2 separate regions of the Homo sapiens genome follow, and region 1 is linked to region 2. A link is a loop called in an ENCODE intact Hi-C map of the cell type or tissue named here. Cell type or tissue: endothelial cell of umbilical vein. All regions are shown on one strand. Each heading gives the region's core, and the rest is flanking DNA. Links, peaks and the distances in the headings are about the cores only.

Region 1 (5,380 bases), core at 159-5,158, 450 kb after region 2:
GCACCATCCCGTCAAAGCTCAACAGAACAGCGCCTCCTGGAGTGGGGCAGTGAACAGCCTGCCCAGCAAACAACGACAGAAGCATAAGCAATGGCCACATCCCCACATCTTTTCTCTACCTTCATGTTCCCCCTTTCGGCATTAAGACGTTAGATACTTGGCCAGGTGTGGTGGCTCATGCCTGTAATCCCAGCACTTTGGGAGGCCGAGGCTGGCAGATCACAACCAGGATGGAGATCAAGACCATCCTGACTAACACGGTGAAACCTCATCTCTACTAAAAATACAAAAAATTAGCCAGGAGTGGTGGCAGGTGCCTGTAGTCCCAGCTACTCGGGAGGCTGAGGTGGGAGAATGGCATCAACTTGGGAGGCGGAGCTTGCAGTGAGCGGAGATTGTGCCACTGCGCTCCAGCCTGGGCAATGGAGCAAGACTCCGTCTCAAAAAAAAAAAAAATTAGATACTCAATGTGTCTAGACATACTTTATCATCTTCCTTTGCCCTAGGCATCTTTCCTCCTGTCTCCTCCATGTCTGTCACCTGAACCACCATCCTAGCCGTCACTTGGGCTGGGAGCCCATCCTTTACACCACTGTCCTCTCTTCCCACAGCCTGTCCGCAGCTGCCGAGTTCCAAGGTTCTTCCTGTACAACATCATTTGACTTGGCTTGCTTTTCCTCATTCCGACTGTCACGATCTTGCTTCCAGCATGCTCAGACTATCATAATAACTTCTTAACCAACCTCTTTTCCTCATTCTCTACCTGTTTTCAATTCATTGTTGACACTGCACTATATCACTGTTTTAATTGTGTTCTGGTCTTATCATTCCTAGGCTCACAAACCTTCCGTGGCTCTCCAGTGCCTAAAGAATAACATTCCAACTATTCAGCCTGGTATGTAGGGCTCTACCTGGCCCCAGCCTGCTTTTTCAGACCTGTTGCCATCTGCTCCTTACCTGTGCCTCTGCAGCTCTCTGCTGGATTTCACCTTGCTTTGCATTGTACTGACTCGGTAAGTCCTCTGTGATTCCTGTGGGATGCTCCTCCTCCAGGTCCCCATGCTTTAGAATTGTACCTGCCTCAAGGCCCAAATCAAACACCACATCTCCCAGGAAGGAAGCCCAGGTTCCCCCAGCTACGAGTAATTCCCCCTCCTCAATTCTCTTTGCCCCTCCAATACTCACACATCTTGTCCTGTAATGTCAGGGCACAAGTTTGTCTGTTCTACAAGGCAGAGTCCCTGGAGAACAGGAACTGTGATTAATGCCCTTGTACTGCTCACGCCCAATGCCGGGCCTCCTACATCACCTGTGACCCACCATTGTTTGCTGGCTGGATTAGTATGCTCATGAGTAAAACCGTCTGTCAGAGGCAGTATAAATATGAATATTTTTGTCCAGCAGAAAATTAAAGAAGACGCAGGGAGAGGGTACATGAGCAGATGTGTGGGACTCACATGGCAAGATTCCCCCACCTTCCCCACTGGGAAGAAGTTAACCTTCAGTTTTTTATTTAATCTAACCCTAATTTTACATCATTTTTATATTTAAAACATTTTAGATAAATCATTCATTTTATTCTGCCTTGCTTTAAAAAAAAGTGAAAAAGTGACTGCAACAACTTGGTTCTAATGTTGTTCTTCAAATCAGAAATTGTTAAGGAGAAAACAGAGAGTCAAATCTAGAACCACCTTCTGGAGACCTGCAGCTCCTTCCCCAGACTGTAAACATCCTGTAGGCAGCACTGTGTCCACTTTGTTCTCTGTTGCATTCTCATGGCCTGGAACAGTGCCTCACACATACACTGTAACCACTCAAAAATAATGTTGGTTGAACAATGAATGAACAAATGAATGGATGAATGAAAATAACAAGCTGCTGATGCAGGCTTCCCTGCCTTGCCAAGAGTATTTCCTCTCTCTGTAATCAGGTTTCTGCAATGCCCTTGGACCTGACAAACCAGGCATCTCTCCTAGCCTGGCTCTCCTCTTTCAGCATGCAACATTCATGACATTCTGAGATCTATCTGTCAGAGGGTGACCTCTTCAGGAACAGGGGACACATCAGCTGCTTGTATGGGTGTTTCCGTTGCTGCCAAGCTCTGCAGTCTAAGAGTCCAGACTCTCATTATCTTGGGGAGAAATTGAGAGTTGGAGTTCTGCGCATCACACATGGATAGTTTATAAGGAACTTTACACATGTTCTCTTTTTTAATCCTTACAACCTGCTTATGTGGGAATTTGCCTTTTCTTCATTTTACAGTTAAGTCTCAGGGGGAGTAACAGACTTGCCTGAGATCACAGATCTAAAGGATCCAGCTGGGGCCAGAGCCCAGGCCTGGCTGACTTCAGAGTCTAGTGGACTCTTCCCACCCAGGATGTAACCCTGGTCGTCGACATCCTCCTGAGTACACCCACAGGCCTGAGAAGAACCGAGGGGTCTCACAATTTAGTCACCTACACCAATTTCTAGCCACTTACATTTTTCACCTATCCCTTCCTGCCAACCAAGCACAGACACACTCACTCCCCCACCAGGTAATGAGGAGCAGAGGACCGTAAAGAGCGGCTGCCCCTCTCGGCACAGCCTCCCTAAACTGCACAGGTCGGGGTGAGGGAGCTGCTTTGTGAAAGTGCAGGTGTGGTCACCGGCTCACAGGTGGCGGTCCACTCCGCTGTCTAGGAGTAGAAGCGGGAAGAGCTATGGGAGTGGAAAAGGGGTTCTCGGTGGGCCGGCCTGCCAGGGCTTTCCTACAGCTGCCTGGTTTTGCTGCGGGCTCTCACCGCCTCCTGCACCACCTCCTCTTGCTACTGCTGCGGAAGCCCGCCTCCAGGCTGTGGGAAGACTCAACGAGGTCACTAGCGGCGCCTTGTGGCACTAAGAGGTATTGCAAGCAGTCTATGAATTCGTGCGCACACTAAGTTCAACACTCTGAAACAGTATTCTTTCATACATGGGTCTTCTACGATTTTTTAAATATGTGACTTTTCATATATGTATTCCTGTTGGTATTAATAAATTAAAACTCATTTAAAATCTTCCTTAGTGCACTTTCTCCTTAAATGAACATGAAACATAACTATTCTAATGAGCAGGAAGCCCAAGACACTTTATTTAGCTTAAAACCGAGGTCTCTATTATTTACAAGGTGCAATGTAAATGGAAACAGTTTGTTACCGTTAAAGTGCTGTGCACCACAGAGGGCTGATCCTTGTTTACCCTGCCTGGTTTACGCATTCACTGGTCAACGTCCAGGCCATGACTCCAGGCAGAGTATCTGGTCACTGCCCGATCCCACCACTGGCGTTCATGGGACCATAAGTCACCAGCGGCAGAAGCCATTCCTGAGGCCTCATGACTGCCTATCTCTATGGCCAGGTTAAGAATTAAACAGCATTGTTAATCCCAATACTTTGGGAAGCCAAGGCAGACACGTCACCTGAGGTCAGGACTTTGAGACCAGACTGGTCAACATGGTGAAACCCTGTCTCTACTAAAAATACAAAAATTAGCCAGGCGTAGAGGCGCATGCCTGTAATCCCAGCTACTTGGGAGACTGAGGCATGAGGATTGCTTGAACCCAGGAGGCGGAGGTTGCAGAGAGCTGAGATTGCTCCACTGTGCTCCAGCCTGGGTGACAGAGTAAGACTCTGTCTCAATAAATAAATAAATTAAATTAAATTAAATTAAATTGAAGAATTAGACGGCATCGTGAACGTTCCTGGGAGAGGTGCCACACTGAACCTCCAGAGGCTGGCCGCTGGGCAAGTTCGTGTTAGGTTTCATTTAAAGCAGCCTCTGAGTATGGGAAGAAGTGTGGTCAGGCTTCTCCTCCTCTCAGAAGGTGTCAAGTTTATAAACAGTGACTCTCAATGACCGCAGCTTACATGGTCACTGTGTACAGTATTTTATCATCTATAAAAATCCTATATCTTGCCTTATTCCAGTCTACCAGAAGAGGTATTACAAGTCCAGTTTATACCAATAAAGAAACTGTGACTTGAAGAGCCTAAGCGACTTGCCAATGTCACACAATTAGGAGGTGACAGAGCCAGACTAGGGTGGAGAGTCTGCCTCCTCCCATGGAGTTACCACTGCTATATATTCTGTGTTTAGCTCAGCAGAGCACAGCCTGACACAAGTGGCTGCTGGCAAATGTCATTACTGTCACAGTATTCGTGCATCCAGCAAAACGTTTTTTTTTTTGAGTACCCATGCAGTAACTGTGCTATATTCTTTCCATTAGGGGCAAAATGTCATGGAAGCAACAACGGCAGACTCCAGCCATTCCTTCAACCATGGGGATCAGTGTGTACGTCACTTTCCCTTAAGAAAGAAAAGAAAAATTCCATTTTCATATCTTCCTGTTAGCAGACATGCCTCCACTGTGCCTCCCGCTGTGAGCATTTTACAGACAAAGGCTTCCCTATGCCTCTGTATTTCTTTTCCTCCCACTGCTGTACCACCGCGGGCTCTGCCTGTGGGTGACTAACATCAGGAGGCAGGGCTGGTCAGGCACAGAGGTCTCCCAGCTGAGCGCTGGCATTCCAGAAGCAACCCCAGCCATGGGCACCATGAGTGCCCAGAGGCAGAAAGTGGTGTAGCTCTGAGCAACCTGCCCAATAGCAGAGAGGCTGTGGACACCACTGTTTGCTTCCCTTCCCATGATTTATGGGATGTGGCCAGGCCTTTCTCTTCCCGATTTATGACCACCTGTCTTGGGAAGAACATAAATTACACATCCATGGCAATTTAAATCTCAGTAAGAGATAGGAGAAGACACCTAGGCTGGCCGCACTGTCTCCTGGGGTATTAGAAGCAATTAGGGCCAGATTGTTGGGCTTCACAAAGCCTGCGGAAGATCAGGGGGGTGTGCTGGCTCCTTGCGCCCCCCGCCTTCCCACCCTCACTCTGTGTTTAGGGTCAATTATCCTCCTTCTATAAACACAGGCTCCCAATGGAGGAAGGGGGGCACTGAAGATGCAGAGAACAAGCCCAAACACGTGAAGTGCTTTGCGGAGGCTGTTTCTGCAAGAGCATAAACCTTCTAAATCCAGAGGGAAGGATGCCCCACACCGAGCAACACACAGGGGGAAGAGAAAGAACAAGATGGACAAAAAAGGATGACAGCCAATTCCCCAAACCACTTGGCTGATTTACACAGAATCATCTATTTCTGTCCTGCCTCCTTTATTTTATAGGGAAGAACACTCAGGGTCTGAGTGCGGGCAGGGGTAGGAGCACAGCAGTCGGTGTGCTGCACATCCAGGTCTCCTGACTCCCAGCCCGGGATCTTCCCGCTGGCCCACCCTGCTTTCTGCCCCTAGTAGCTCCTCTGTGGCCATGGAAAACAGGAAGACTGAATTCTGGTTTGTTCTGA
Region 2 (5,380 bases), core at 192-5,191:
GTCAAGCCTTTTCCAAAATCAGCAGATCATGACTCATTGGTGGATCACAAAATTCATTTATTGGTTTGCAATAAGCATTTTTTTAAAACAAAATGAAATAAAAATAAAACAAAATAGATTTGGAGATATCAGAGTTTATCACACACTGGTAAGTAAGAGAAGTTTCATTTTGGGTAACTTTTATTTCAGTTGTGTTTAGTCTCTGTGCACTATGTTCCAATGTGTTTCTTATTTTTATGCATTGATGGATTTCTTGGAGATGGGTGTCAGAATTAAGGAACTCGTAAGGAACTAACTTCTTTTGTAACCTAGGCCAATATAAATTGATACCCTGATATTAATTTTGTTCAGGGGTTGCCTAAATCTTTTTAGCAGTACTGATCCACCTGTGACAGAGTTTAGGATCTAAAATTAATTTATCAAAAGAGCGAAATCCAAAAGTCCAAGGGGAATGGTGTCTGACTTCTCCATTAGTGATTTCTTGTATAGTTCCTGTCTACAGCACCTATCACTTCATCCTCGGTATTCTTCAGTAAATTTAAGAGGGCTTTACAACTTGATGGACGTTACAAGAGTGTTAGGAGAACCCAACACAGGTGTTTTTTTAAGTGGTGCTTTGAAACCCACGACTCCTAAGTTTCACAAGGATAAGGTCCATGATTTTCTCAGTTATCCCATATTCCCAACCCCCTTAGTCACTCTGCATTCCCAAAGCCCAGTACAGTGCCTGGTACATTACAAGAGCTAATTAATATTTGCTGAATGAATTAACAGTAAGTGTAGCTCCAGATGCCAAAGCAAAATGAGGATTTCCCTCTGTATTCTACTGGTTTTTATTCAGTATAAGAGTGAAAAACTCAGCTAACTTTTTCTCTGCCAGAAATATCCCTAACAGTACAAGAACAAATTCAATGACACCACAAGGAAACAATCAGTCAAATGTACAGTATGAAATATTTCTATAGACAAAAATCTTGGTATAACCAACAGATCTATGGCATAAAACTAGAGAAGGAGAAGGAAGAGGAGGAGGAGGAGGAAGAGGAGAAGAAGGAGGAGGACCTGTTGCAAAACAAAAGAGACTTAAGGAAAAAACAACTAATGCAATGAGTGGGTCTTGTTTGGATTCTGAACTAGTAAAAAAAATATTGAGGTAATCAGGAAAAAAATTAAAATGGACTAGGTATTAGATGACTAAGGAATTACCATTAATTATGTTAAGTGTGATATTGGCATGGTGATTATGCTAAAAATAGAAAGCTCTTATCAGCTAGCAAAGCATGCCAAACTGTTTACAGAGAAAAAGACACATCTGTCATTTGTTTTTAAATCTCCAAGCAAAAAAGACAGGCATGTGTGAGAAGAGGATTTGATAAAATAAGATTGGCCAAATGTTGATTAATGTGAAAGTTAAAGGACAGGTACCTTGAGGTTCATTACAGTATTTTCTCAAGTTGTATACATATTTGGAAATTTCCATACTAAAAAGTTATATAGAGTTAGACCTAGCGGGTTACAAACGACAACGTAAAACTTCAAGACTATGATTTCATGCTGTCTTGTGTAATCATATTCCAGGAGGACCCAAGACAGCATTTACTGGGCTTTGTATGCCGACTTTGAACAGTTTCCAAATGTGGTAATCTGATGTAACTTGCTCATTATTTTTTAAAAATAAAAGATCATACGTGCTGTTAGAAGCATCAAAACTTCATTCTATTCATCTGGAGCAAAATGTTCCTCCCAATACAGCTTTTCCTTGAAAGAGGAGGAGGGCAGAGAGAGCCTGGGGTGAGAGGTCGGAGAGGAGAAACGACCATTGAGTTTTCTACTTTCCGCAGAATGGCAAGATCCTTGGGGAGACAGTAAATTGAAATTAAGGCTGTTTCAGGCAGCCTACAGGATGTGCCTGCAAATGTTAGACATATCGAAATGGTGAAAAAGTCTGTGTGTGCCCATTCATATGAAGTGAATGCCTTGTAATGTGCTCCAGCCCCTGGGAATGGTGGCTGGATTGAGAAACGGAGGCCGGAAGAATGGGATGGATTTGACATAAGTACTTTTAAGTGCTCTGAAGGCTGGGCTCCTCCCTGTGGTTTAACAGCAAAGTCCACTGGGAGCTACAAGGAAAGAGCTGAGTGAATCCCTACAGCTTTTCGTTTTAAGGATAACAAACCTTAAAACAGGTGTGAGCTCAGAAAGATCCTTTTTCTTCTTGTTTTTAGAGTCTTCTGTAACCAGCCAGCTCTCTGTGTATTATTATCATTCCACAGAATGAGGTCTGGGGTAGGGGAAGGGAGGAGAGGAAAGAGAAGCTGAATAAACAAAAATTGCTCCGAGTGACTAATATTCATTAAGTCCACTGGTTATGCGCTATGAAATTTATTAAACTGTGGTTTCCAAGAGAATGTATTAGCGCAGCTAATGAACACAAATAAAAAAGAGGCCTCCAGGAAATGGTTTCCTGGACCTAGATGAGACTGGTGAGTAATGTGACAAGACATTAAAATGTTAAAAGCTTCTATTTTAGTCTAGAAGGCTGATTATTGGAAGGGGTTGCCTTCAGTGGGGGAGGGGAGGTAGGAGAGAGAATGAGAGTCTAACTTGTGTGAAGGAGCTTAAAGCTTTGCATTTGTATTCACCAGGCAAGGAGGCTCTGTGCTGAAGGCCTCTGAACTTCAGTGCTGCCATCTGGTGGAGAATGAGCTTGAGATACTGTAGAAAACGATGGCAGCCGCCATCTTTAAGATGTCAGGAATTGAAACACAGGACACAGAAATACTTCACTGTTTCCTGAGTGGCACCAGTGGAATCCTTTGTAACTGTGGTATCAGAAGCAAAGAAAAACACTTGCACAGTCCCTAGCTATGCAGAAATATGGCTTAAATACTGTATAAAGAAAACACAGCTATCTCATTCTGCTATTCCATTCCATCAGGATTTTAGCAATTAATTTTCATGAATTCCCACCTGCAGTCTTAGGCTGAAGTGTTAGCACTCTTAAAGACATTTGTTTCATAGCTCCCTCCAAGATGGCCAAATAGGAACAGCTCCAGTCTACAGTTCCCAGCGTGAGAGACACAGAAGACAGGTGATTTCTGCATTTCCAACTGAGGTACAAGGTTCATCTCACTGGGACTTGTTGGACAGTGGGTGCAGCCCACAGAGTGTGAGCTGAAGCAGGACAGGGCATCGCCTTACCCAGGAAGCGCAAGGGGTCGGGGAATTCCCTTTCCTAGCCAAGGGAAGCCGTGACAGACAGTACCTGGAAAATCGAGACACTCCCACCCTAATACTGCACTTTTCCAACGGTCTTAGCAAACGGCACACCAGGAGATTATATCCTGCACATGGCTCAGCAGGTCCCATGCCCACGGAGCCTTGCTCACTGCTAGCACAGCAGTCCAAGATCGAACTGCAAGGCAGCAGCAAGGCTGGGTGAGGGGTGTCTGCCACTGCTGAGGCTTGAGTAAGTAAACAAAGCAGCCAGGAAGCTCGAACTGGGTGGAGCCCACCACAGTTCAACAAGGCCTGCCTGCCTCTGTAAACTCCACCTCTGGGGGCAGGGTATAGCTGAACAAATGGCAGCAGAAACTTCTGCAGACTTAAACGTCCCTGTCTGACAACTTTGAAGAGAGTAGTGGTTCTCCCAGCATGGAGTTTGAGGTCTGAGAACGGACAGACTGCCTCCGCAAGTGGGTCCCTGACCCCCGAGTAGCCTAATTGGGAGACACCTCCCAGTAGGGGGTGACTGACATCTCATACAGCCGGGTGCCCGGGCTTCCAGGGGAAGGATCAGGTAGCAACATTTGCTGTTCTGCAGCCTCCGCTGGTGACACCCAGGCAAACAGGGTCTACAGTGGACCTCCAGCAAACTCCAACAGACCTGCAGCTGAGGGTCCTGACTGTTAGAAGGAAAACTAACAAACAGAAAGAATAGCATCAACATCAACAAAAAGGATATCCACACCAAAACCCCATCAGTAGGTCACCATCATCAAAGACCAAAGGTAGATAAAACCACAAAGACGGGGAGAAACCAGAGCAGAAAAGCTGAAAATTCTAAAAACCAGAGCACCTCTTCTCCTCCAAAGGAACGCAGTTCCTCGCCAGCAACAGAACAAAGCTGGATGGAGAATGACGTTGACAAGTTGACAGAAGTAGGCTTCAGAAGATCGGTAATAACAAACTTCTCCGAGCTAAAGGAGGATGTTGAAACCCATTGCAAATAAGCTAAAAACCTTGAAAAAAAGATTAGACGAATGGCTAACTAGAATAAACAGTGTAGAGAAGACCTTAAATGACCTGATGGAGCTGAGAACCATGGCACAAGAACTACGTGACGAATGCACAAACTTCAGTAGCTGATTTGATCAAGTGGAAGAAAGGGTATCAGTGATTGAAGATCAAATGAATGAAAAGAGGCGAGAAGAGAAGTTTAGGGAAAAAAGAGTAAAAAGAAATGAACAAAGCCCCAAGAAATATGGGACTATGTGAAAAGACTAAATCTACGTCTGATTTGTGTACCTGAAAGTGATGGGGAGAATGGAACCAAGTTGGAAAACACTCTGCAGGATATTATCCAGGAGAACTTCCCCAACCTAGCAAAGCAGGCTAACATTCAAATTCAGGAAATACAGAGAATGCCACAAAGATACTCCTCTAGAAGAGCAATCCAAAGACACATAATCGTCAGATTCACCAAGGTTGAAATGTAGGAAAAAATGTTAAGGGCAGCCAGAGAGAAAGTCGGGTTACCCACAAAGGGAAGCCCATCAGACTAACAGCGGATCTCTCACCAGAAATTCTACAAGCCAGAAGAGAGTGGGGGCCAATATTCAACATTCTTAAAGAAAATAATTTTCAGCCCAGAATTTCATATCCAGTCAAACTAAGCTTCATAAGTGAAGAAGAAATAAAATCCTTTACAGACAAGCAAATGCTGAGAGATTTTGTCACCACCAGGCCTGCCTTACAAGAGCTCCTGAAGGAAGCACTAAACATGGAAAGGAACAACCGGTACCAGCCACTGCAAAAACATGCCAAATTGTAAAGACCATCGATGCTAGGAAGAAACTGCATCAACTAACAAGCAAAATAACCAGCTAACATCATCATGACAGGATCAAATTCACACATAACAATATTAACCTTAAATGTAAAGGAGCTAAATGCCCCAATTAAAAGACACAGAATGGCAAATTGGATAAAGAGTCAAGACCCATCAGTGTGCTGTATTCAGGAGACCCATCTCATGTGCAGAGACACACATAGGCTCAAAATAAAGGGATGGAAGAAGATCTACCAAGCAAATGGAAAACAAAAAAAAGCAGGGGTTTTAATCCTACTCTCTGATAAAACAGACTTTAAACCAACAAAG

Evidence for each region. Hi-C counts contacts between places; a loop is a spot of excess contacts. Peaks named below come from ENCODE experiments on the same cell type or tissue, not always from the same donor. Only the 100,000 strongest peaks of a DNase experiment are listed, where the experiment ranks them.
Region 1: a loop joins it to region 2, with 3 times the contacts of the local background. A loop is called at or near these places in 3 of 110 quality-filtered maps.

What each region holds. Positions count from the first base shown.
Region 1 is chr1:220,807,805-220,813,184 of GRCh38, reverse strand. The region is part of intron 6 of MTARC1 (mitochondrial amidoxime reducing component 1); the gene reads right to left. Among named protein-coding and RNA genes, the nearest start is that of LINC01352, 19 kb to the left of the region's middle. RefSeq lists an enhancer at 1-468. In endothelial cell of umbilical vein, for the core only: a CTCF peak has its summit at 2,884; a DNase peak (open chromatin) is centred at 2,834; H3K27me3 peaks cover 349 bases.
Region 2 is chr1:221,261,262-221,266,641 of GRCh38, reverse strand. No RefSeq gene overlaps it. Among named protein-coding and RNA genes, the nearest start is that of LINC02817, 72 kb to the left of the region's middle. In endothelial cell of umbilical vein, for the core only: a CTCF peak has its summit at 2,707 (motif pointing left); a DNase peak (open chromatin) is centred at 2,641; H3K27ac peaks cover 756 bases.